6 separate regions of the Homo sapiens genome follow, and regions 1, 2, 3, 4 and 6 are each linked to region 5. Evidence: chromatin loops called from intact Hi-C (ENCODE). Cell type or tissue: IMR-90. All regions are shown on one strand. Region 1 overlaps DIRC3-AS1 (DIRC3 antisense RNA 1). Region 2 overlaps DIRC3 (disrupted in renal carcinoma 3). Region 3 holds the start of LOC105373873 (a long non-coding RNA gene). Region 4 has its middle 3.3 kb from the start of DIRC3-AS1. Region 5 has its middle 59 kb from the start of DIRC3-AS1. Region 6 has its middle 180 kb from the start of DIRC3-AS1.

What was found. Hi-C counts contacts between places; a loop is a spot of excess contacts. Peaks named below come from ENCODE experiments on the same cell type or tissue, not always from the same donor. Only the 100,000 strongest peaks of a DNase experiment are listed, where the experiment ranks them.
Region 1: a loop joins it to region 5, with 4 times the contacts of the local background. A loop is called at or near these places in 4 of 110 quality-filtered maps.
Region 2: a loop joins it to region 5, with 2.5 times the contacts of the local background. A loop is called at or near these places in 2 of 110 quality-filtered maps.
Region 3: a loop joins it to region 5, with 5 times the contacts of the local background. A loop is called at or near these places in 2 of 110 quality-filtered maps.
Region 4: a loop joins it to region 5, with 4 times the contacts of the local background. A loop is called at or near these places in 5 of 110 quality-filtered maps.
Region 6: it touches region 5 in a loop (9-fold over the local background); 6 of 110 quality-filtered maps call a loop at or near these places.

Annotation. Positions count from the first base shown.
Region 1 is chr2:217,285,152-217,289,151 of GRCh38, reverse strand. All of the region lies in intron 1 of DIRC3-AS1 (DIRC3 antisense RNA 1), which reads right to left. All of the region lies in intron 12 of DIRC3 (disrupted in renal carcinoma 3), which reads left to right. Among named protein-coding and RNA genes, the nearest start is that of DIRC3-AS1, 4.4 kb to the right of the region's middle. In IMR-90, no CTCF peak of the experiment used is centred here; a DNase peak (open chromatin) is centred at 2,121; H3K27ac peaks cover 3,009 bases.
Region 2 is chr2:217,391,668-217,395,667 of GRCh38, reverse strand. All of the region lies in intron 8 of DIRC3 (disrupted in renal carcinoma 3), which reads left to right. Among named protein-coding and RNA genes, the nearest start is that of DIRC3-AS1, 110 kb to the right of the region's middle. In IMR-90, no CTCF peak of the experiment used is centred here; a DNase peak (open chromatin) is centred at 1,787; H3K27ac peaks cover 2,140 bases.
Region 3 is chr2:217,064,356-217,068,355 of GRCh38, reverse strand. It overlaps LOC105373873 (a long non-coding RNA gene), which reads left to right and starts at 1,441. Exons shown (of 4, transcript XR_923877.3): 1 at 1,441-1,745; 2 at 3,342-3,440. RefSeq lists an enhancer at 3,034-4,000. In IMR-90, no CTCF peak of the experiment used is centred here; a DNase peak (open chromatin) is centred at 2,125; H3K27ac peaks cover 2,315 bases.
Region 4 is chr2:217,277,401-217,281,400 of GRCh38, reverse strand. No RefSeq gene overlaps it. Among named protein-coding and RNA genes, the nearest start is that of DIRC3-AS1, 3.3 kb to the left of the region's middle. In IMR-90, no CTCF peak of the experiment used is centred here; DNase peaks (open chromatin) are centred at 1,630, 2,140 and 3,530; H3K4me3 peaks cover 928 bases; H3K27ac peaks cover 4,000 bases.
Region 5 is chr2:217,221,300-217,225,299 of GRCh38, reverse strand. No RefSeq gene overlaps it. Among named protein-coding and RNA genes, the nearest start is that of DIRC3-AS1, 59 kb to the left of the region's middle. RefSeq lists an enhancer at 738-1,937. In IMR-90, no CTCF peak of the experiment used is centred here; a DNase peak (open chromatin) is centred at 1,799; H3K27ac peaks cover 3,634 bases.
Region 6 is chr2:217,104,657-217,108,656 of GRCh38, reverse strand. No RefSeq gene overlaps it. Among named protein-coding and RNA genes, the nearest start is that of DIRC3-AS1, 180 kb to the left of the region's middle. RefSeq lists an enhancer at 2,092-3,291. In IMR-90, a CTCF peak has its summit at 1,781; DNase peaks (open chromatin) are centred at 1,836 and 2,716; H3K27ac peaks cover 3,164 bases.

The DNA of each region.
Region 1 (4,000 bases), 64 kb before region 5:
GCTCCATGTTCTCGTTCAGAAATGCATTATTATCTCAAGTTAACAAATGTAAATTATCTCAATTACCCATTTTTTCAGGATTGTCAAAGAATATTAGTAATGTCAAATTATTAAACAGATGTTAGCTACTGCGAATACTACTGCTACTACTAATGCTGATAATAATGAGAATAATAGTGGTGAATTTGCCAGCATTGTGGAACTTATCAAAATTGCACAGGACAATGAGCAATAGTCTTAGGCAGGGGTCCCCAGCCCCCAGACCACAGACTGGTAATGGTCTGTGGTGTGCTAGAAACTGGGCAGCACAGCAGGAGGTGAGCAGCAAACAAGCATCATCTGAATTTACAGCCACTCCCCATTACTTGCATTACTGCCTGAGCTCTGGCTCCTGTCAGATCAGTGATGGCATTAGATTTTCAAAGGAGCACAAACCCTATTGTGAACAGTGCATGTGAGGGATCCAGGTCACGTGATCCTTATGAGAATCTAATGCCTGATGATCTGTCATTGTCTCCCATGACCCCCAGATAAGACTACCTAGTTGCAGGAAAACACACTCAGGGCTCCTGCTGATTCTACATGATGATGAATTGTATCGTTATTTCATTATATATTACAATGTAATACTAGAAACAAAGTGCACAACAAATGCAATGTGCTCCAATCATCCTGAAACCATCCCCCACCCCACTGTGTGTGGAAAAAATTGTCTTCCGTGAAACTAGTCCCTGGTGCCAAAAAGGTTGGGGACCACTGGTCTAAGGTATACATTTCCATCAGAAAATGGTTTCAACCCATTCAGATTATAGTGTTTGGGGAAGAAAAAGACAAACAGATGAGAGACCTTGATGACATCGTAGAAGAGAAACTTTGTACAAGACGAATCTGCAGCTGAATAAAGTGTCTATCCCCTACATAGCCCCAGTGCATGAATGGTTGCTATGGACTGAATGTTCATGTCCCTCTCCAAATTCATGGAATTGGATTCCATGAATCCAATTATGTTGAAACTCTAATCCCCAATGTGATGACGGTATTTGTAGATGGGACCTTTAAGTGGTAACTCAGTCATGAAGATAGAGCCCTCATGATGGGATTCATGCCCTATTAAAAGAGACATGAGAGACCTTGCTTCCTCCCTCTGTTCTCTGCCATGTGAAGATACAAGAAGAAGATGGACATCTACAAAGCAGGAAGTGGGCCCTCAACAGACATTGGATTTACCAACACCTTGATCTTGGCCTTTTAGTCTCCAGAACTGTGAAATAAGCTACCCAGTCTATGGTAATTTGTTATAGTCACCTAGACTGACTAAGACAATGATTATGTGCTATAAAATGCCATGCAGTAAAATATTTTGGCTGGTCGTAGGGCCTGCAGCCCAGTTACCATGGCAGAGTCCCTCTCCTCAACTCTTCCTTTCCCACCCTCTGTGATAGATGAGTTTTCCTCTGGGGTTCAAGTGCTTCTGGCCGGTAAACATGGGTGACCCGCCTTCCCTTTTTATCCATGCAGCCATAGGTACAGGAAGAGATGGGCAGTATGAGTATTGCACACCCAGTGTCTAATAAACTAGGATGTTCCCAACTGATGATAAGCCATAGGACAGCAGAACAAGACTCCTGAGAAGGAACTCACTCCAAGGAAAGGGAAAGTCTGGATTTACAAACTAGACTGTACATCACCATGAGAAAGAAGTAATGAAAACAGTGTGCTGCCTGAGCTAAAACTTGCCTGGATCCAAATGGGCATGTATGTCCTGTGAGCAAAGCGTTATCATTATTTCAAAATAAATGCCATGACCCTTCAACATTCAAGTGACACACAGAGGAGCTTCTCACTACACATAGGTCATGAGAGGGGCCTCTGGCTTTGCCAAATCAGGTTCGTCATTTGAAATAGCAGATCCATTAGGAAACCCTGGCAGATCATGTGGTGACAACCAGACTTCTCTTTCTGGGTCTCATCTTGAGGGGAGCATCTGGGCTCCTTTCTTGCTTATAGAAGATTGGCCAAGATTTATTCACAGCCACAGAATATTCTCTGCAATAGCAGGTCAAAGGAACCACAGAAAGGGCCTGGAATTCCAACTATTAAAGATGTGGTTTCAGAGCATTTTAGTTTGGGGCGTAAATACATGTGCAATCTAAATAATAATTAATACTTGCCATTTGAAAAACTCTGCAACACAGGGTGATCTAATGCCCCAGTCTTCTCAGGACTGAGGGTTTCCTGGAATGCAAAACTTTCCATCTTAAAAGTGATAATAAAATATAACTGCAACATAACATATATATAATGTGTGTGCGTGTGTGTGTGTGTAAAACATAGGTAGAGATACGACAATAAAAGTATATAGGTGGAGATACATACATACATAGGTAGAGACAGGACAATAAAAGTCACCAGGTGACCAGACCGTAGGTAACCAGGTAATCAGACCATATATGAAACTGTACAAAACTCATGCCAGTTTGGAAAGCTTCATCTCACTCTGTCACTTGTCATGTGTTGGACCTTATATGTGTTGAGAAAGTACCCACCCATGTTCTCAGGTAGGGTAGTCCAGCGGGTTAACTGCACAAGGAGATGTACTTCTTGTGAGCCAACTTTGAGAAAGATGGATTGCAAATAACAAAGAATAGGACCCATTGTGCAGTGTCCAGCACCTGGACTCGTCCTCCCTGCCTGCACGCTACACCTTTTCTTCTTCTAGCCGGGATAGGGCAGAGTGGATTCTGTCCAAAAAGGAGAAAGCAGAGCCCCCAAGAGTAACAGTTCTCCATTCAGAGAAATAAATGTTTCTTAAAATTTTCTACACTGCCCCATTCAGAAGCTTTCCAAGGGGTGGGCTGATTCTCGCCCTTGTGGAAACAATCACTATGAAGGTTTAAGCGCAGGACTTAAAAAAAAAATCCCATTTCCAAATTGAATAGTTTGTCTTATAGGAGGGATTTTGTTTTCTTTTCATGCTGGACCTAAATTTGGCATCCTATGGAAGTTTTATTGCATGGCATTAACCAAGAACTCAGCCAAATCTCCCGAGTCAGGAATGGCAGCTGGGAAAAGTTGAATGAATGAGCTATTTTTTTCCTTCTTTCCTTCCCTTCACTCCATATGTTTTTCAATTTCTGGCTCATAAATTTAATTAAATAAATATTTTAAAATATGAAAGATGGAGAATGTGAGAACTTGATAAATATGAAACGAGCTTCTAAATCTATGAACACGGCATTTGTGGGGCTAGGCTCTATGTTTAGGTAAAGAGGTATTACGAAGCCTTTATAGGGAAGATGAATTAAGACTTGTCTAAAAGTGAAGAAGGATTTTGGTATCTAAACATGGGGAATGGGGAAGCCATGGGAATGTGGATAGCCCTGGGAGATAAGACTCTTATTATAAGCTCACAAGTGCATTTGTGGAAATGAAGATATTTCTGTCATCTATTTGTTGGATTAGCTTCACAGGAAGGCGGAGTGAGCAAACATGCATTGAATATTTACTTGGTGTTCCAGAGAGACATGTGTTGGCTCCAGCAGCAGCACCAGAGCACCAAAAATGAGGCTTTAGCTTATTTTGGAGATGGCTAAAACAAAGATTCAGGGCATGTCTCAAAGCGATGTTGAAGAGGGGAAATAAGGCTGGTGCTAAAGAAAAACTAACCTGATGCTAAAGAAAGAACTAACTAACTCATGTATTCTTTGACAAGATGTGCTCGGGCCAAAGAATAAAATTCTAAACAATCATTGGTTCTGTGGAGGGAGGCTTGCTTTTCATAGAGGCACAGGATAGCAATTCTGAAACTATTCTGTGTGAATTCTAGTATTGAGCAAATAAGTAAATATATTATAGAAGATGGCAGCCAGTGTTCACCTTATAAGAGAAGGTAGTTACAAACATGGTGAGGGGAAATGTTAGCAACACTTCAGTGGTGTTGGATTGGAATTGGAGCTTTCAGTGAGAACTCATGGCATATACTATCTAGATAGCTACAAAA
Region 2 (4,000 bases), 170 kb before region 5:
GTGTTGGCTGGGTGCAGTGGCTCAAGCCTGTAATCTCAGCACTTTGGGAGGCCGAGGCGTGTGCATCACCTGAGGTCAGGAGTTTGAGACCAGCCTGGTCAACATGGTGAAACCCCATCTCTACTAAAAAATTTAAAAATTAGCTGGGCATGGTGGTGGGCGCCTGTAGTCCCAGCTACTCAGGAGGCTGAGGCAGGAGAATCACTTGAACCCAGGAGGTGGAGGTTGCAGTGAGCTGAGGTCACGCCACTGCACTCCAGCCTGGGCAACAGAGCAAGACTCTGTCTCAAAAACAAACAAACAAACAAAAAACAAAAAAAAAAGAAAGAAATTATAAAGTATTAAAAAGATGGGAGGATTCAACGCATGTTATTTTATTAAATGACTCCTAAAAATTCCTTTGAGCCTAAGACTTACGTAATGAAATAATAGATGTCTAAAAGATATGTGATCCAGCCCTATCACATACCACAAAACATCACCTAGAGAAGTGACATCAGCCTTTTCAGAGAGGGAGAGAAATGTTGTACAACCTGCTTAGGGAACCACAATAATGTACAACCTTCCTTCAATAACCATAAGGATGCTCCGGTCAAATAAGTTGGCCACTAACAAAGACCTACGTGTTGTCAGTTACTAGCTGTGGAGGTTCTTCGTTGCTTTTTGCATCTTGGTTAGTGGCTCTGATCAGGGATGTAGAATTTCCAATTTGACCTCTCCTGGCCTCAGTTTTCACACCAGTAGAATGGGGATATTTCACATGTTTGTACTAGTGCATTAAATGAGTTGATCTATTTAAAACATCTGTCAAAGTGCTGACATACAGGAGCTCATAAAAACAATGATTAAACACCCACTGTTTCAGCCCGGTTTGGAAACTAAAGACACAGAGCTGGTGGGGCTTACTCAGGGCACTGACACGTTCTGTAAAATGGGTGGTATTTGAAAGGAAATGAGTCTCCTGGCATAGGAGTTGGTGGAATGTATGTGTCCTTCAGGCAAGATCCTTGTTTGTTCTTGTTCATACAAAGCCACCCACCTTGCCATTGCATCACTAACTCCTCGTTGGCAATTAGTTGTTCTGGAGTGTGGAGGCATATGAAGGAGTTTGTTTGGGACACTGTAGAGATCTGTTTTGTATTTCATTAAGACAGCTAGAGGGGCCAGCCCAAAAGCTGAAGAGCATTAGAACAGCCATCAGGGTCTATACCCCAAGTAAACAGCTTGGGAGATGTATAGCTGCACTGTCAAAAGAGGAACTTCTGAATCAGACAGATCTCTGTGTTTATAGGCAAATTTCTTAACTTCTCTGAGCTTCAGCTTTAAGGATTAGATATAATAATTTATATAAAACACTTGGCCAGTGCATAATAGATATTCCATATTATGTTCATTTCATTGTTTTTCCAATTATTATTTCAATTATATTCCATATTATTATTTTCAAACCACTTTTATATACATTATTTTAAATTATCTCATTTGGTAGTGAGATAAGACAGAAGAGCAGAAGAGAAACTAGAACCAAAGATTCTCAGAAAATTAATTAAATGAGCTGATGCATTCCTGGCCCTAATATTTCCCACTCTGTGTTCTAGTTCTGATTCTGACACCACCCCAATCAATCAGCAGCTGGTTTGCTCTTTGTTCTCTGATGAATTCCATGGACTAAATCATCTTCAGGTGGTGTGACTGAAGAATGACTGTACAATCACATGTGTTTCAGAAGTGGGACATTAACTCTATCCATATTTGGAAGTTGGGGGTGTGAGGGCAGAGGGGTGGAGGGGTGCAGGCTGAATCGCATGGCTGCTATTGAGTCATAGGTTCTTTCCAAAGATTGGCTGTTGAGTTCTGAAAAGCGGATCATCTCTGGCCCTAAATCTTCAGGGTTGCAGAGGCACAGCCCCAGATGAAGGAATTCTTGGCTCTTTCCCATGGGCTCACTGCCCTGCACGAGGTCTGTGGGAGTGCTGGCAGAAGCAAGATGAAGGGAATAAAGAGAGAGGTGGAGCTTGCCATATCTGGTAAGTGCTGGTGCCTGAATTCTCCTTGTCGGCTACAGCTCATTATATCTAAGACCTCAGATTGGATACTCATCAGCTAATTATAGCCTGAGACCTCTGGAAGTGTCCCTAGACATCAGTTGTCCCCATTTAAACTGAGTGGGGGGGGGGGGTGAGGTAGTAGCAATCCTGATCCCTAAGACCACGAGACTCTGACGGTTTCTGGGTCCAACCCAAAAACCTATCTTAGCAATTTAACTGCGGATCATAGAGAGTGGGCAGGTTACATCATGAAGAGAAGTAATATCAGGAGAAGCCCCTGGGATGGCCTTGCCTGCTCATTTGATCAAGCCTTCCCATTACTCATGTTTTCAGAAAGTGCTGCTTGTCTTCTTTTCCATGTGCCCTGTGTGAAAACTTAAAAAGTTTGGAGATGGCAGATCACGAAGAGCCAGGGTAGGAAAGTCAATGTGGTTGTCTTCTGAACACCCAGCGTCTTCCATTCCAGAGCAGGTGGCAGCAGAGAGTTGACACTGCCTCCCTCTCACACTGTACACACACACACTCAATGCATTGTTATTCTTCATTTTGTGTGCTCAACATGTTTATTCTACTGTGTGTCTGTTGTTTGACTGTTTAGGACAGAGTATTGTACCTCAAGTGACATTCTTCTAGCAAAGGACCCTGTCCTTCAGCATTATTTTTCATAACCTGGAGCTGTTCCACTGGTAAACAGCCTGACTTGTCTATTTGGTACTGGTTATCACTCAAAAATATTATTTTTTTGTGGGGGGACACAAGGTGACAAAGTCTGATTTCAGAGTATCTGAAAAGCCTTTATACTTTACTACGAAATGATCTGTGATTTTCTCCCAGAAGTCTCAACCTTTAGAATTTTTTTTCTCTAGCTGAAACCTTTGTTCCCTGGCAAAATGCTAGAGAAGTGCTGTACGAAAGGGTGCACATTAATGTTTATATCTCAGCTACACTGTAATGATGATGAGTATCGGCTTTTATAGAAAATTAATTTTGGGGTGGGGGTGGCAAAAAAAGAGATAACTAATTTTGCAAGGGAATGGATGAAGACCACTTGGCTGGGGTGGCAGAAAGGGGAATAAAAGGGGAGATGAGAGGGAAAGGAAATGGGGCACCCTTTAAGAGGACAGGAATGTAAAAAATAACTATGCAATGTTGCTAAGGAAAAGTTTCATTTTTTCATAATGTTGAGGAAAAGCTGTGCTTATGGTGAGGCTCTGGGAAAACTGACATGCAGTGTGTTCTCTTTAGCTAATCTATTCTTAAAAGGTAAAACCAAAACACCTAGATATTGTAAGATGAGCACATGTCAAAGATTTTATATTGCTCAATAATTAATAAGGGAACCATCAAGATGTTAGAATTGGCTTGCAGGGCAATTCAAAGAATCACACATATACAGTGTTTGCATATGCTAAAGTTAGATCCTGCTTATATGATAATATGATTTGACTGTGTCCCCACCAAAATCTCATCTTAAATTCCCATTTGTTGTGGGAGGGACCCAGTGGGAGGTAATTGAATCGTGGGGACAGGTCTTACCTGTGCTGTTCTTGTGATAGTGAATAAATCTCATGAGATCTGATGGTTCTATAAGGGGCAGTTTCCCTGCACAAGTTCTCTCTCTTGCTGCCACCATGTGAGACATGCCTTTCACTTTCTGCCATGATTGTGAGGCCTCCCCAGCCACATGGAATTGTAAGTCCAATAAACCTCTTTCTTTTGTAAATTGCCCAGTCTCAGGTTTGTCTTTATCAGCAGTGTGAAAATGAACTAATACAGTAAATTGGTACCAGTAGAGTGAGGTGTTGCTGAAAAGATACCCAAAAATGTGGAAGTGGCTTTGGAACTGGGTAACAGGCGGAAGTTGGAACAGTTTGGAGGTCTCAGGAGAAAACAGGAAAATGTGGGAAAGTGTGAAACTTTCTAGAGACTTGTCGAATGGTTTTGACCAAAAG
Region 3 (4,000 bases), 160 kb after region 5:
CTGCCTCCCAGGTTCAAGAAATTCTCCCACCTCAGCCTCCTGAGTAGCTGGGATTTCAGGTGTGTGCCACCACACCCAGCTAATTTTTATATTTTTAGTAGAGATGGGCTTTCACCATGTTGGCTAGGCTGGTGTCAAACTCCTGACCTCATATGATCCACCCGCCTCAGCCTCCCCAAGTGCTGGGATTACAGGCATCAGCACCGTGCCTGGCCTATTGTTGCCATCTTTATGTCCACGAGTACCTGATGTTTAGTTCCCACTTATAAGTGAGAACATGTGGTATGTGGTTTTCTGTTCCTGTGTTAATTTGCTTTGGATAATGGCCTCCCTCTGCATCCATGTTGCTGTACAGGACGTGATTTCCTTCTTTTTCATGGCTGCATAGTATTCCATGGTATATATGTACCACATTTTCTTTATCCAATCTATTGTTGGTGGGCACCTACGTTGATTCCATGAACCGTGCTATTGTGAATAGTGCTATGATGAACATGTGAGTGCATATGTCTTTTTGGTTGAACAATTTGTTTTCTTTTAGGTACATACCCAGTCACGGGATTGCTGGGTCAAATGGTAGTTCTGTTTAAGTTCTTTGAGAAATCTCCAAACTTCTTTCCACAGTGGCTGAACTAATTTAAATTCTCAAGAATATATAAGTGTTCTCTTTTCTCTGCAGCCTCACCAACATCTGTTGGTTTTGACTTTTTAATAATGGCCATTCTAACTGGTGTGAGATGATATCTCACTGTGATTTTGGTTTGCATTTTTCTGATAATTAGTGATGATGAACATTTTTCCATATGTTTGTTGGCGGCTTGCATGTCTTCTTTTGAGAAGTGTCTATTCATATCTTTTGCCATAGGTACTTTTTAAAAACAGGAATGAAACAAAGTGTGTCAATTTAAAGTTGTTTTAAAGGAAATATTAGGTTAAAAATTCGGTAAATAAAAAAGATTAGGTAAATAAAAGCACGGGTGGTACAGGAATATGGCAAAAACCGAGAGATTGGTATGAAAATGACTGATGCTGGAAAACCCTCCCTGACCTACCAAGACACCCCTAACAACTAGAAGACCTTCCTCACAGGGAGCTGAATTTGCCCCAGATAGCTTCCACCGTCTAAGCTCTGTGTGTTTCTTGGGAGGCAGGGCACAGGTCTGGTCTTCCATAGGCAGTTTCTTCAAATACTCAAAGCCCGAAGAGGCCATGAAATCCCTCCCCTTTCCCATACTCAGCCTTTCCAGCTCCTCTGGCAGTCTGCAGCATGCCAGATGACCAAACCCTCTCTCCATTGTCCCTGCCCCACGTTAATGTTTGACCAGAACAGACTATCATCCTACTTTCGGGTTGTACCAGTCAAATTGTGGGGATGGAGGCAGCTCCCGCCACCTTAGCATCCAGGTCACAGCAAAGTTCAAGGAACTTATGGTAAAGATCAATCACACTTATGGCACTGCCAACAGAAGCACATGCTTGTGGAAAATAGCGTAAAAGAATTTTAAGGAGGAGAGCTGGGCTCTGAATTACACCGGAGGCAGAGCGTCTGGACAGTTTTCATCAGAAGCCACGTCCTAGAGGTAGCGAGCTGTAAACAGTCGTTAAAAGCAACGGAGGAATGTGTTAGGGTGGGCCCAGGAAGGTGTCAGGCCACGGCGGGCACGTGAGGGAATGGGCACAGCCTTCATTGTAGGCACAGAAGCTGGAGCCAGCGGGAGGAGGCAAGCGGGCAACCGAACAGAATGGTGAGTTGTCCTGCCGAGGATCACCAGATCCCGGATCAAGAATCCCTGGCAGGATTTTCATGACTACGGATCCCCAGGTGCCACAGGGACCAGTTGATTCAAAAGAGCTTGTGGAACATTAGTAAACATTTTGCTTGTTTATTGTTTTTTTTTTTTTTCTGTTAACTCCCTTGATGACTTAATGTGTGGTCAGAGTTGAGACTAAGCAGTTACAGAGTGTAGAATGCTGGATATATAATGAAATCTGGGTGAACTAAACAGATGTGATCCCTGCCCTCATAGAGCCTTAGAGCCTGGGCGAAGAGATAAACATTAAACACAAAATAAACACACAATTACACATTGTGGTTTGGGTTACAAAGGAAAAGAATGGGGTGGAGGTCGTGTGTGTTACAGCAAATGGGGCATCTTTCCAATTTCTGGGAGAAGACACTCAACGGCTATAAACACCATAGAATTCAGCTCCATGAAATCAGCTATATAAATTGTGACTAATGCTTCCGTGTGTTGTGCAATGGTATAAACATTGCAAAATATAATCAAGATTAAAAATTTTAAAAATAAAATACCAAGCACTATCTCTGTTTGCCCTCTCTGTGTTGTAGACACACGGTGCTAGAGAAGGTCTCACCCCTAAAGCAAAAAAGGGCATTTTGACTCTAAACTTCAGAGAAGCATGGAGGACTGGGGCAGAAACCATAATGAGGATGTAAGAGAGTCTTTGAGAAAGATGCAGCAGGATCTGGTTCAGCCTGGAGAAGAGGAGGCTGGGAGGGCAGATGGGAGGGGATGTCCAAACATATCCTGAGTTTTCTTATACCGAGAAAGAAAGATGAGTTTCAGCTTCTTCAAGAATTGTACATGGCCATGTGCGGTGGCTCACATCTGTAATCCAAGCACTTTGGGAGGCTGAGGAGAAAGGATCATTTGAGTCCATGAGTTCGAGACCAGCCAGGGCAACGTAGTGAGATCTGTCTTTGCCAAAAATTTTAAAAATTAGCTAGTTGTGGTTGTGCATGCCTGTAGTCCCAACTACTTGGGAGGCTGTGAAGTGGGAGGATCACTTAAGCCTGGGAGGTTGAGGCTGCAGTTAGCTGCGATTGTACCACTGCACTCTAGCCTGGGTGACAGAGCATGGCCCTGACCCAAAAGGAAAAAAAAAATTATACAGTATTTGGGTGAATCGTTTATCATTTAAACCATAGAGTGTTGGGGATTTGGAAATTAGTGTTCAGGGGAGAAACCGGAGGGACAGAATGGGAATTAATATATAGTAATATCAATAGCTATAGACTTTTTAAAAATTACGTGTCCTACCAGGGTACTTTTACCTTCCTTGAACCACAATTTTGTCATCCATAAAATTCAAGCGGTGCTCCTGGCTCCCTGTGGGTATTTTGTGAAGCTGTGTCGCATGCTTGCAGGGTGCCAAGCACTGTGCCTACTTCCCTGGGCCTCACTGGGAAAGGAAGCTGTCACCAGTCAAGCATCTGCCGTGGACCAGGCACTGTGTTTGGAATTTTAGAAACGTTATCTGTTTGATTCCTCACAACAAGCTCAATACTTGGAGCTAGGTATTATTTTTTTCATTTTCAGATGAGAAAAACCGAAGCTCAGGGAACATTTCCAAGACCAAGAGCTGAGAACGCTGCGGAGCTGAAATTTAAATCCAGTTTGTCAGACCCCCCCAATCCGGTTTGTCAGCCGCCCCCCATCCCCAAATGAGAATGTGAGAGGGAACAGAGTGGGTGGGGGGAGTGGAGTGAAGCCAGGAGAGGTGAAGGAGAGGGAGAAAGAGTAAAGAAGAAAGAGAAACAGGATGTGAGAAATCGAGACTGAGAGACAGAGAAACTGCGGGAGAGAAAGAGAGAGCGTGAGATAATGAAGCAGAGAAAGACAAGGGTGAGGAGAGGGTGGGGAGGGGACAGAGGGAGGGAGAGCCTGCCAGTAGGTGATGGGCAAAGTCTGGAATTTCTCTGCTTCACTGAGGCTTTAGTGAAATGACCCCCTTTGTCTGCTGACGCATCTGCTTTTACAGTTCAGGGTGTTCCCCACGTTTCCTGAAGCCACGGCCCTCCCCTGTGGTGTCCTACTTGCTCCTCTGTTCCCAGCCTTTCCCAGGTCCCTAGGTTTGAGCGAAGCTTGCACTCCGGATGCCTCTGGTTTGCTCAGACAATAGCTTAATTGCCATTTAAGAGAACTGATGCAACTGACCTTTAACACGCATTGGTTACATGACATCCGAAAAGAGACAA
Region 4 (4,000 bases), 56 kb before region 5:
CTGTCTCCCAGACTACAGCACCCCACCCACCAATCCTCCCTTCGAAACAAAGATGCATGCAAGCACGTAGTGGAAATGCCGGGCCAGAAGCCTGCCTCCAAGACTCTGTTGGGGTTCCAGGAGGCAGAAATGCCAAGTTGGATTCACAGGTGCCAGGAAGGCCTTACTCCTGGGCACAACAGACTGCCATAAGGTGGCTCCAGGAAGAGAAACTCCACGTAGTCCTTCAGAAACTCATTCTCACCTTTCCAATCCTTTCTATGAAAAAGGTTCTTATTCATGTTACTTTAACCTATTTTCTTTCTTTCTTTTTTTTTTTTTTTTTTGAGATAGAGTCTCGCTCTGTCCCCAGACTGGAGTACAGTGGCACGATCTCAGCTCACTGCAACCTCTGACTCCCTGGTTCAAGTGATTCTCCTGCCTCAGCCTCCTGAGTAGCTGGAATTACAGGCATGTGCCACCACGCCCAGCTAATTTTTGTATTTTTAGTAGAGACAGGGTTTCACCATGTTGGTCAGGATGGTCTCGATCTCCTGACCTCAAGATCTCCCTGCCTTGGCCTCCCAAAGTGCTGGGATTACAGGCATGAGCCACCATGCCTGGCCTACCCATTTTCTTTATCTCAATTCCAGGCCATATCAAGTGCCAATTTTATTAGCATTTAATATTTCAAAGACAAGGATGTCTTGTTTGGAAGACACCATTCAAACCCTCCAGTCCTCTTCTTTGTAACAGCATATGAGGGTAAGAAGAGAACAAAAAATTATGTCCTCAGGTAGGTCAGTTTTACATGGTTTTTGATTCACTGTTGCACATTCCATCTATGTCTACCTTTGTTTTTTGAAGACTCCCCAGCTCCTGGGCCCTTAAGAAAACAATATATATCAGGATGGGTTTGGCAACCCTTCCAGAACCACCTTTTCTGCCCTAATATACTTATGCCTCTTTACATTTGTTTTCAGCTCTTTGGTCCTGAACACTCTCCTGCCAATGGCCCTTTTGGCATTATCGACTTCAGCTTTCTAATCTGGTTTTATTCTCTGTTTATCTCTCTGATTTTAGCATTTCCACTTGAACCAGATGAGAACTCCTGCTCCAAAATCAGTGTCCTAGCCTATTATTAATGTCCTCATTTCTACCATTAGATAATCTTTGCTTTAAGTGAGGAGCCAGAAAACTTTTTCTATAAAGATCCAAATAGTAAATATTTTAGTCTTAACAGGCCACATATAGTCTTCATCGCATGTTCTTTCTTCTTTTCTTTTTTAACATTTAACATATAAACATCATTCTTTGCTTGAGAATTGTGCATAAGCAGGTGTGGGCTAGGTTTGGCTTGCAGGCTCATGGCTTGCCTTTAAATCAGAGTCTACTCTTTAAAACACAATTCCTTTAAAGCAGAGTCTATTCTTAAAACACAAATATTCCTGGAAATAGTGAATAACCAGCAACTCAGTATGAATTAGTTCATTCTCCTTTCTAGTTCCAACTGGATGGAACAAGGTTTTAAAGAAGGGATGGGGGAGATAAGGATTTTTCAGGCCATTCCAATTGTACAGTCAACAGGAAGAATAAAACTCCTGGGAGCTTTGGACAAGGAGGAGGAGAGAAAAAGGGTCTGAGTCACAGTGCTCTACCATGTGTTAATGGCTGTGGCCAGGATGATATTCAAAATATTTAACAGCTGGTAAAGCATGTGCATGACCAAATCAGAAGGACAGCAAGTAGCCTTTGTGCTGGATCAGGGACTGGAGGTTTCTGCTGTACCACACATTAATGCTTTTGTTGCTGGATCTTGGGGCAATCCAGATGCAAGCTGGGTACAGGGCTGGAAAGTGAGTGGTCGTGTTTATTACAAGGCCTAAAATTTCATGTGCTGCCTTGACGTGTTTTAGCTTCACAGGACCCAAAAAGGCCTAACTGTGAATTCTCCTGGTCTTGTAACATATACCCCTTCACTCACCTCTCATGTAGACCAGCTGCACACCACGTGGCCTTCAACCTAGTGAATTTTAGTTCCCTGCAAGCCTACAAAAGTATTCAGACAAACCAACTACTTCCTCCAGTGGGAATCAGGGGGCACTTCACCCTCTTGTTACTGCAGAGTCGGCCTCCTACAGCCTCTGCTTGCTCACTCTATTCCCAAGTGCAATCTCCATGTGGCCCTGCAAGGCATTTGGCATCCTCCTCCTGTGAGCTGTGAGTAAATGTGACTACTAAACTGCTGTTAATCTCATCTGTCCATTGTTGGGTATCATGTTCAGCCATCTCATTCTGTGTAGGGTGGGGAATCTCTCCCTCACAAATGGGGTGAACAAGAAGTGATCAAAATGGGGTGTCACCCTGGGTTTTTGAAGCAGTGACTATTTACCAACCAGTAAAGAAGTAGTTCGGTCTTTTAACAATCAGCACATCTGTATTTGAACCAGTATGGTTGTGATGTGATTAGATCATTCATCAGGGTGGATCCCTTCTGAATGGCCTAGTACCATCCCTTTGGTGATAACTGAGTTGTGGCTCTGAGTTCATGCAAGATCTGGTTGTTGTTTAAAAGAGCATGGAACACTTGCCCTCTGACTCCACCCCTGCTTTTGCCATGTGATGCACCTGCACCCCCTTCACCTTCCACCATGATTTTAAACTTCTGGGGGCCCTCACCAGAAAAAGATGCTGGCACCATGCTTCCTATACAGCCTGTGGAACCATGAGCCAATTAAATCTCTTTTCTTTATAAATCACCCAGCCTCAGGTATCCCTTTATAGCCATACAAACAGATTAGCACAGAGCCCAGTAATTTATTCCTTATAGAGATGTCTAGAACAGTGCACTTTTAAACAAATGTGGTAGCCTCCCTAGTTCATTCTGTCCAGGCCACCGCTAAAGCATTGGGATCCGTTCAGCATTCCTAACTGAAGAGTGACAGTTTCCAATCCAAGAAATTTAGAGGAGAGGAGTAGCAGGAACTCCAAATCACATCACAACCATACTGGTTCAAAGAGCAAACTTGTCAAGTGCTTGGCTTCTAGCCCCACTCAGGAGTAATTATTTCAGTAAAAACAAATGGAACTTGCAAATAAAAGACATTGATATCATCATCATGATTAGTAACATTTTCAGATGTACTCACATTAACTCCTTGACATTGTTGTCGACTCTGAGGTAGGCGATGCAATTTTTATTTTTATTAACACACCAGCATCCTGCATTGTGTTACTGTGCCAAGTCACACATCAGAAAGATTCTGACTCCAGGTCTCCCATTAGGTGAATGTCCTCTTTCAACGAGGAAAAGCATCATCCCTGCTGGATGGACCTCTCTTTTTTAAACCAGCAGTCTGCTCAGTTTTAGTGAAATGCAGGGGTTTATACTGAAAGCAGGTGCTGAATTCCAAGTGAAGGCAGACATTGTCAACAGTGCTCTGACTAAGAGCTGGACAATGTGAAGCCTGTCCCAGGCTTTGGCACTAACCAGCTGTGGACACGTCATGCCTCTCACTGTAAAATGAAGAGTCTGCAAAGGATGACGTCTGAGGTGCCTTCCAGCCCTGCCATCCCGAGGTTATGATGGTGTGATGGGGTCAGGGCTGGTCCTGACTTCCCTTCCCAGTCAGCTGGTGAACGGGATGTGAGCTCACAGGGAGGAACACACAGGAAGGCTTTGGGTGGAGTGTGCCTTCTAACATACATTAGAATACAGAATAATCTCACATCTTCCCATAAGTTGTAGTGAGTCACCAGGGCGAGCTGTGGAGCATTTTTCTCTGGTGTCTTCCAAACTGTAGACTATTTCCCACATTTAAGACCTGTGAAAAAATAAAATAAAATAATTTATGTATACACCATGTGGGAAAAGCTGGGTGAAATAGGCACTGCCCACCCACCACTTACGGAAATGTATGCTGGAGCCATCTCATTGAAGGGCAATTGTCAACATCCATCAAAAGGACAAGCACATATTCCTCTGACTCCGCAATTCCTCATTACGATGGACTAAATGTTT
Region 5 (4,000 bases):
AAGAGGTGATCACAGGAAGTTAGTGGGAAAAGAAAGGGGAGTGAAGTAGAGATGGGGGAAAGCATGCGCAAGGCTGTCTAATTGAGCTGATTTTCACTGCGCATAGCAGCGGGTTACTACTGCTGGGGGCCTGCAAGGAACAGTGGAGAATGTGATTCAAAATTGCTCCTCCAAATGACAAGTGAGGTCTGAGTCTGGCAGAATTGTGGCACAGGGACCTATTTCATTTGCTATGACTCCCACCAATCAGGTGAGCAATTCTTCTCCCTTTGGTGAGCATATGGGGGTGAGAGTGGCATCCAATGTCATTCACCATTTATCAAGGCAAGGAAAGAAGCCCTGGTTTTACTGTACAGTGCCTAAAAAATAAAGCATCTAGAAAAGCTAAATATTATATCGGCCTAATGTGCACTCTATGAGTAGAGGCTTGTCTGCTTTTCATTTTGAGGTCTTCTGAGACTTCCTAACATGGCCAAGAAAACTCTTGGATATACTTTGGTGTTTGGGTTGTACCAAGCTTATAGTCCCGCTTGAAAATAATGGTATATTAGTTATCTATTGCTGCATAACCAATTACCCCTAAGGTTGGAGGCCTAATACAACAAAGATTCATGATCTCAAAGTTTCTGAGTCAGGAATTCAAGAGCAGCTTAGCTGGTGGCTATGGCCTAGGGTCTCTCATGAGGTTGCAGTTAAGACTTGACAACGTTGCAGTTTGCCTGAAGGGCTTAACTGGGGTTAGGGGATCTGTTTGCAAGATGGCTCACTCACATGGCCATTGGCAAGAAGCCTCGGTTCCTCACTGACAACTAGCAGGAGGCCTCAGCTGCTCTGCATGTAGCACCCTCCATGGGATGGTTTTGCGTCCTCATGATACAGCAGATGTCCTCCCTCAGAGCAAGTGATCTAGGAGAGACAGCAAGATGGAAGATGCAGTATCTTCCAGGATCAATTGTTGTAAATCATACTTCATCACTTTTGCCATATAATATTTTTTAGAGGTAAGTCACTAAAAATAGTCCACACTTGAAAGGAATTAAGCTCCATTTTTTAAAGGAAAGTATATTAAATAATTTGTGAGCATATTTTATTTAAAGCTACTCACCACAAGTGGGATGGCCACTGGAGTCTGGAGAGTTTCAAACTGTAACTCCTTGAATTCAGCTGGAGTCAGTATAGCATAGCAGAGCAGGGTGAGATTCAGGTTCCAATGGACTCAAGGGTGCGACCTGGCCAAGACGAGCTCCTGGGAGTGCCACCTGTGCCATCTCGCAAACCCCACACTCAGAACGACTTCATCTTTGGTTTAATACTCTGTTGCCATCTTGAAATTAAAATTCTTGGTAATTCTTAGTAATTTTGTCTTTGTATCTGTGTTTTGTAAGTGAAGTCCAACGATACCATGGAGCATGTGCAGGAGCAGAGGAGATAGCAACAATAAAAGCGTTTACTGCCATTTCTTGCTGTCCTATTTGCATATAGTGTTCATAAAATCCCATGAGCACGGGATTCCGATGAGTCTACATTGCATGGGAGCTCAGAAGGGACTCAAAGCAAGCACACGGTAAGCATGTTATGTGTACAACTAAGGATGTGGGGACCACACCACTGACAGTCCCAGGAGGCCACATTTTCCATTCAAGCCAGAAAGAGGGCAAGGACATTCTAAGAAACAAGAATTAGCAAGGGACTCTGTCATATCCTTTATTACTCATGTTACTTCCTCTATTAGTCAACCACTTGCACTGAAAATGATACCATAGAAGGAAAGAGAAAGATAGGGCAAACCATAGTGCCTTTTCTTTTCAGTCCTCTTACTCATCAGTAAGTCAAAGGTAGAGAGTGTTGATAGAATGTGCATATTATTAAGAAGAAAAGTACAAATACTTGAACTGGTTTCGTGCAGTGTTTACAGTGTTCTGATAAGAGCAAAATATATATGCGTGTACAAGCTATGAAGTATAAATTGTGTGATTTCGGTAATCTCATAGGAATGAAATACTCTTAGTTTGCATTTAAAAGTGTCATTGCACAATATCAAGATGAATGGTAAATCTATGCTAGTAATTTATCATTTCAATTTTTCTTTATTTAGAACATGAAATAGCAAATTGAAAAACAACACGACCATGACAAGTCAAGGGAGACTGTGAAAGAAATAAAAAAGCTTTATATTTTACTACCTCTAATGACAGTTTTCCCCTGCCTTTTATTTCAAAAACACATTCAGTCTGTAGCATAGAATGAGGTTATGTAACCTTGAACAGTAATAGAAATGATCAAAATACAAAGGCATGGTAATTTATAGGGAGCTGAGTGTAAAACATAAAAAACAGCATTCTCAAGTCGTTTTTTCAGAAGTCCATAGGTGTTGCTTATAAAATAGAGACTACAAAGCCTTGAAGAAAACAGGTTCACAGGAGCAAGATATGGTTCAAGCTGAGAGTCCTCTGCCAAATCAGGGGGGTTGGTAAAATCTAGGGAGAGAACGATTCTAATTTCAAGAAGAAAAGCACTAGACAGAAAAAAGGAACTGAGAAACTGAGAAGCAGAAGTATTACGTTGATGCAAAAGTAACTGCGGTTTTTGCGGTTACTTTTAGTGACAAAAATCGCAATTACTTTTGCACCAACCTAATACATATAGTAGGCCCAAGGCAGTGGATCTGGTGTACAGATATTAGAGATGGATTGAAGGGAGAAAGGGGCAGAAAAAGAGACAACCAAATAGCTTAGACACATACTCCTAAGGCCAGAGCCTGGGCACCAGTAGCAGGGCTGAGTGATGTGGCCATGATCTTCAACTCAAAGAATGTTCAAAGTAGGAGGGACCCCAGAACTCATCTAATTCAAACCACTTATTATCAGTGGGATAAAATGAGGCACAAAAAGGGACATGACTTATCCAAAACTATGGAATTTGTAACAGAAGATAATATTTTAATTTATGCCTTTTCTGCTGTATCACAAAGTCAATTTATAGGTCAGATGGGAATACCTAGGATCTATACTAGAATATGTCTTTCTCCCCTAGAAAGAGAAAGTAGAAAGACGATCAGCTCCACTTGGAAATAGCAATTATGGTAAAAGAACTAGCTCAAAATCCCACACCCAAATTAACATCTGGTTCTCCAGCACTCACGAAGTTTAAGGCATGTGCTGGGTACAAGGAAAAAGCTCTAGGCTCCAAGATTGTTTTCCTGCTAGACTGGCCCCTAAGGGTCAGGGACCAAATCTGATTTACCTTTCCATCTCTAACACCTGGATAATAGTCGTCTTTGACTATTTATTTTCAATAAGTAATTATTTTATTCCTAGGGTCCCTTGCATTTCTATTCTCCTAATATTACATATAAATTCGCTGAGATAAGAGAAGTAAAGAGAGAAGTCAGTGATCACAGAGTGAATGAATTAAGAGCAGAATTCAAGTCTACCTTTCTTGGGCTCTTTCTCCTCACCATTGCTGTTGCTATTCCCTCCAAAGGATTAGGACAAAGGAAAGAGATGAAGCAAAAATGGATACAAAATTGAGTAATAATACAACAATTAAATAATCCGAAAATCAAAGTCTAGGAGAAAGATCTATGAACTGGAATATGAATATGTAGTAAGAGCTTCTTTAGAGTCTAAGGCTGGACTGTTCATAGGCACATTGGCATTTGCAGCATCTAAAACAAGGCTTGGCATATACCTCCCATTGCTACTAAAATAATAGATAGTATATCCTGTAGTTAGACTGTTCAGCAGCATATATCAAGTGCCAGCTTAGTGCTTCAAACTTGAGTTACATTGACAGAAGCCTTCAAAACAATATTGTGTGAGATAAACACAATGGTTGCAGTCTATGGTCTGAAATTCTTTTACTGTGGGAAGGCCAGTTTTAAAGATGATTTGAAGGTCAAATGAGGTCACCTTTAACATAATGTAGCATTTACTGGACTGCAGTGGTCAAGGGAAAACAAAGAGGTTTTTGGAGAACTTAGACATTGGAGAATAGTCAT
Region 6 (4,000 bases), 120 kb after region 5:
CTGTGCTACATCTGTGCTCTGTGCATGAGAAGCAGGACAAGGCAAGTGGGTTATCCTCTGCCTGCTTTCTGCCTTTTCACTTTCCATGTAGCCAAACAAAATTAACTCTCTCTTACCTCTCTCTCTCATCATCATTTCAAAAGAAAATAACTCGACTGATTCACATCAAATTTGGGTGGATATTTGGGACAGTCTGCTAAAATACAAGCTATGTTAATAACATGAAGTTTGCTTTGGGAGGCCCTGGGGAACTGGGAGATACTGTGCAGTCATCTTCAGAGCAGGTTCCAAGGGCTATGAATTCATAGAGAAATTAAGAGGATATAAACAGAGAAAACAATGCTTTAAAATGTGAGTCACCAAAGAAAAGTCACAGCCCAGGTGCTGATTTACCCATTAGAGCAACTACCCACAGTGCTGGGAGGGGTGCATGTGTCTGTGTGTGTAACATTTATTATGCACCATATTTTAGGCACTGTATAAAGCATGTTATATGAATTGTATCTAAGGAAGTTATATTATTATCAGGCCTATTTTACAGATAGGGGCAAAAAGGTTCAGAGAAGGTAATAGCTGTGTGAGCTTAGAGCAAGTTACTTAGGTAGAAAGCTAAAATTGGAAGCCCTTGCAGTCTGACTACTTCAGAGTCACTTTTTGAAGTTTGTACTAAAAAATATTACATTATGCAGCTCCTCTGCAACCCATCAGATGCTGCCTCAGTGGCAGTGCTAACCAGTCCAGGCTTACATGCTGGAGTCCGTGTTAAATTAACATCACACAGACATTCATTGTCTCTCATCTATACTGTCTACTAAGCCAGGAACACGGGCAAACACTGGGGTGATGGCTCAATATCAGAAGCCTTCCTATCATCTGTAATCTGACCTGTAGGGAGAAACATTCCAAATACAAGGTAGGAGCAATTTTAGTAGAATGAAAAGAGGAACTTTCCTCCCTAGAGGTCTGAGTGACATCAGAATGAATAAGCAAGGGGGATCATATCATCTACTTTCTAGGGGAACTTTAAAAATAGCAGCAGCCTCTTTCTGTGGACATGGTGGTAATACTATATCTGGGCCACTTTTGTATGCAACCCATCAATTCAGGAAGTAAATGCAGTTTACATTTATACTGCACAAAGTCAAAGCAATTTGATAATTTTCAGCTTAACCAGTAAATTTCGATGGCAGATAATTCACATCCTAATCTGGATGGTAGAGCTCTAATTATTTAGTTTAGTTGTCTAGAGTGATCAACCCCAATGTAATGCCACAGTTGCTTTTCCACATTGTCCGAGGCAGTAGAAAGAACGGGGTGACAGCTTACTCATGCATTCATTCATTAGGCACCTTCTACTTTCTAGACATGATGGTAGGCACTGGAATTGCAGGATTAATAAGATGTGTTTCTCATCCTTGAGAAGCTTGCAGCTTAATGGGCTGGGTTCTAGTCCCGGCTGTAATCTGAATAGCTACATGTTCTGTACAGGCGACTTCAAATGACTTGACCTCTTTTCTGGCTCTCACCCCCAGTGTGATACCCGAGGAAATTATATTAAGACTCTTTGTTAGGAATGGGCCCCAGTTTACACTGCCATACACTATTGATGTCATCTGTCGACAAATCTTTGCTAGTATCTTCCATGTACCACATAGTGTGCTTTGCAGAGATAATTTGTCAAGGACATGACCCCTTTATGAAGATTATGGTCCTGTGGGAGAGAAGAACATTAAGGTGGAGAGTAAAATACTATGAGGCCTGCTGTTGCATTGTAGGGTAGACAGGAGGCGCTGTGGTAGGGCCAGGGAATAGTATCCTTGGAGCAAAACTAGGTTGGGTTTTAGAGATTAAGTGGCAGTTAGTCATCCGATTGCGGGAACAGGGGAAAAGATTCCAAGCAAAGGGAAGATCTGAGCAAAGATCAGGAGGCAAGAGGGAAGATTTGTGTTTTAGAGAATTACAACCAGGTTAATATTATTGAAGGTAGAGGTAGGGAAGAAAAGAAGAAGGTGGGAAGAGGAAGGCAGGCAGGGAAAGGGGGTGCAGGGTAGATGGGCAGAATGAGAGAGGAAAGGGAGGGGAGAGGAGAGGAAGGGAGGGAAGAGGAGGGAAGGGAGAAAATGGGAATATGGAAAGGATAGAGAGGCAAAATAGAAAGGAAAAATGGGGACCAGATTATAAAGAACTTTGTGACCCATGCTTAGGAGTTTGGACTTGAACTTGGGGAAATCAGAGGTCACAGAAGGCCTTAAACAACAGAAGAATGCTGAAGTTGGAAGTGAGTTTTACAGTACAACACGTGGAACACCTATTGCAGAGGAATCAGGAAGAGCAGGCCAGAGGTTGGTTGATCTGAGGCTTAATGAAAAGCCTTTCTTCCCTCCCTTCCTTCCTCCCTCCCTCCGTCCCTTCCTTCCTTCCTTCCTCCCATCCTTGCCTCTCTTCTCCCTTCCCCCTCTTTTTCTGTCCCCTCTCTCTCTTCTTCTGTCTTCCCTTTCTTCCGTTTTCCTCTACTCTCCTCTTCCTTTGGGTGTTGGGGAAGCCATGGAAACTTCTGAAGCTTGACAGGCAGGAAGGAATGCTGTGTGGATGCTCCATGGCTCTGAACCCAACAGAAGTGGTTTTGTGACTGTATAAGGAGCTGGTGACATCCATTCCTGCTGAAATTCCTCATGATTAAGACCAAGCTCCAGCCCATAAGAAGGCAGGGACTGCCGGGAAGTGACTCAGCAAGGGTGGCACAGATGATACCAGATTCTAAGAATCTAAACTATGTGGTTTGACGGAGCACCCTTGACTACTAAGCTGTTCTCTTCTTTCCTTCTGTGGCTTTGGCCTAGAAGAGGGTGTCAGGTTTGGTTATATCCATCCTCAAACTCTGTAGAATAGTTGTACAGGGCCCTATGAGCTCCCTGTAACCCTGTAACTCTAAGCCTAAAGGCCTGAGCTAAAGGCATAGTCAAGGTATTTACAATACAAAGCAAGGAGAACCAAGGGGGAGCTAAACACCACAGGCTTTACTTGAATAAATGAGGAGATCTCATTATACAATCTCCCTATATGAGTAAGAAAATTGAGTACCTGAATAATTAAAAGATAAGACCAGGAAGTATCAGTAAGGGTGAGCTTCATCTTGAAGTGATGGTCAAGAATGAAGGATCCCAGGCCAGACTGCCTTGGTTAGAATCCTGATTCCACCACTAATGAGGTGTGCAACTGGGGGGAAGTCATATCATCTCTCCATGCCTTGATTTCCCCATCTGTACAATGGGAATAATAATAGTCCCTATCTCACTGGGTTGCTGAAAGAATTAAATGAGTTAATACTTGAAAAGTACTTCAAAATAGCTCTTGGCACATAACAAATGTTTATAAAGTGTTTTGTTAAATGAACTGAAGAAAATCATCTTTCCCTTTTCAAATAAGTTGTGTAGGCCCTACACTGTAGGGTAACCTGGACATCTTTTCAGTTCTAGGTGAAGGAGGCCTGAAAATAGAGAGCTACATGTGCCCATGGGTAAATATTAATTGTGATCCAGCAGACAGATGTCTTTCTACTATTATGTCTTTGTAATAAAGAATCTGAACAAAGAAACTGAAGACAAAGAGAGAGATTTTTTCTTTAAACCCTTAGACCTCAGGCTGAAATTAATATGTTTAGATTAGCAGATAGTAATGCAATTTCTAAAAGTAAACTTGAGGGGAAAAATATCAAGAGACCTAGCATTGTGTGGTTAAGAGAAGAAAAAGTGAAATAAAAATAACTCCATACCCTCATGCAACCCCACACAGGCAGACAACATTATCCAGACAGGGGATAAGTCTGTCCCTGTGTCAACCCTTTAGAAGTTAAGGCTCTCTCCTAAGCTTGAGCCAACCCAGCCAGGTATCTCTCTGGCTTAGACTTCCATGATAGCTACAGGGAGCGGGATAAGTTGACACTTTTCCTTCAAGTTCTGCTCTGCTGTTCCTTCTAGGAAGACCAAATTCACAGCCAAGC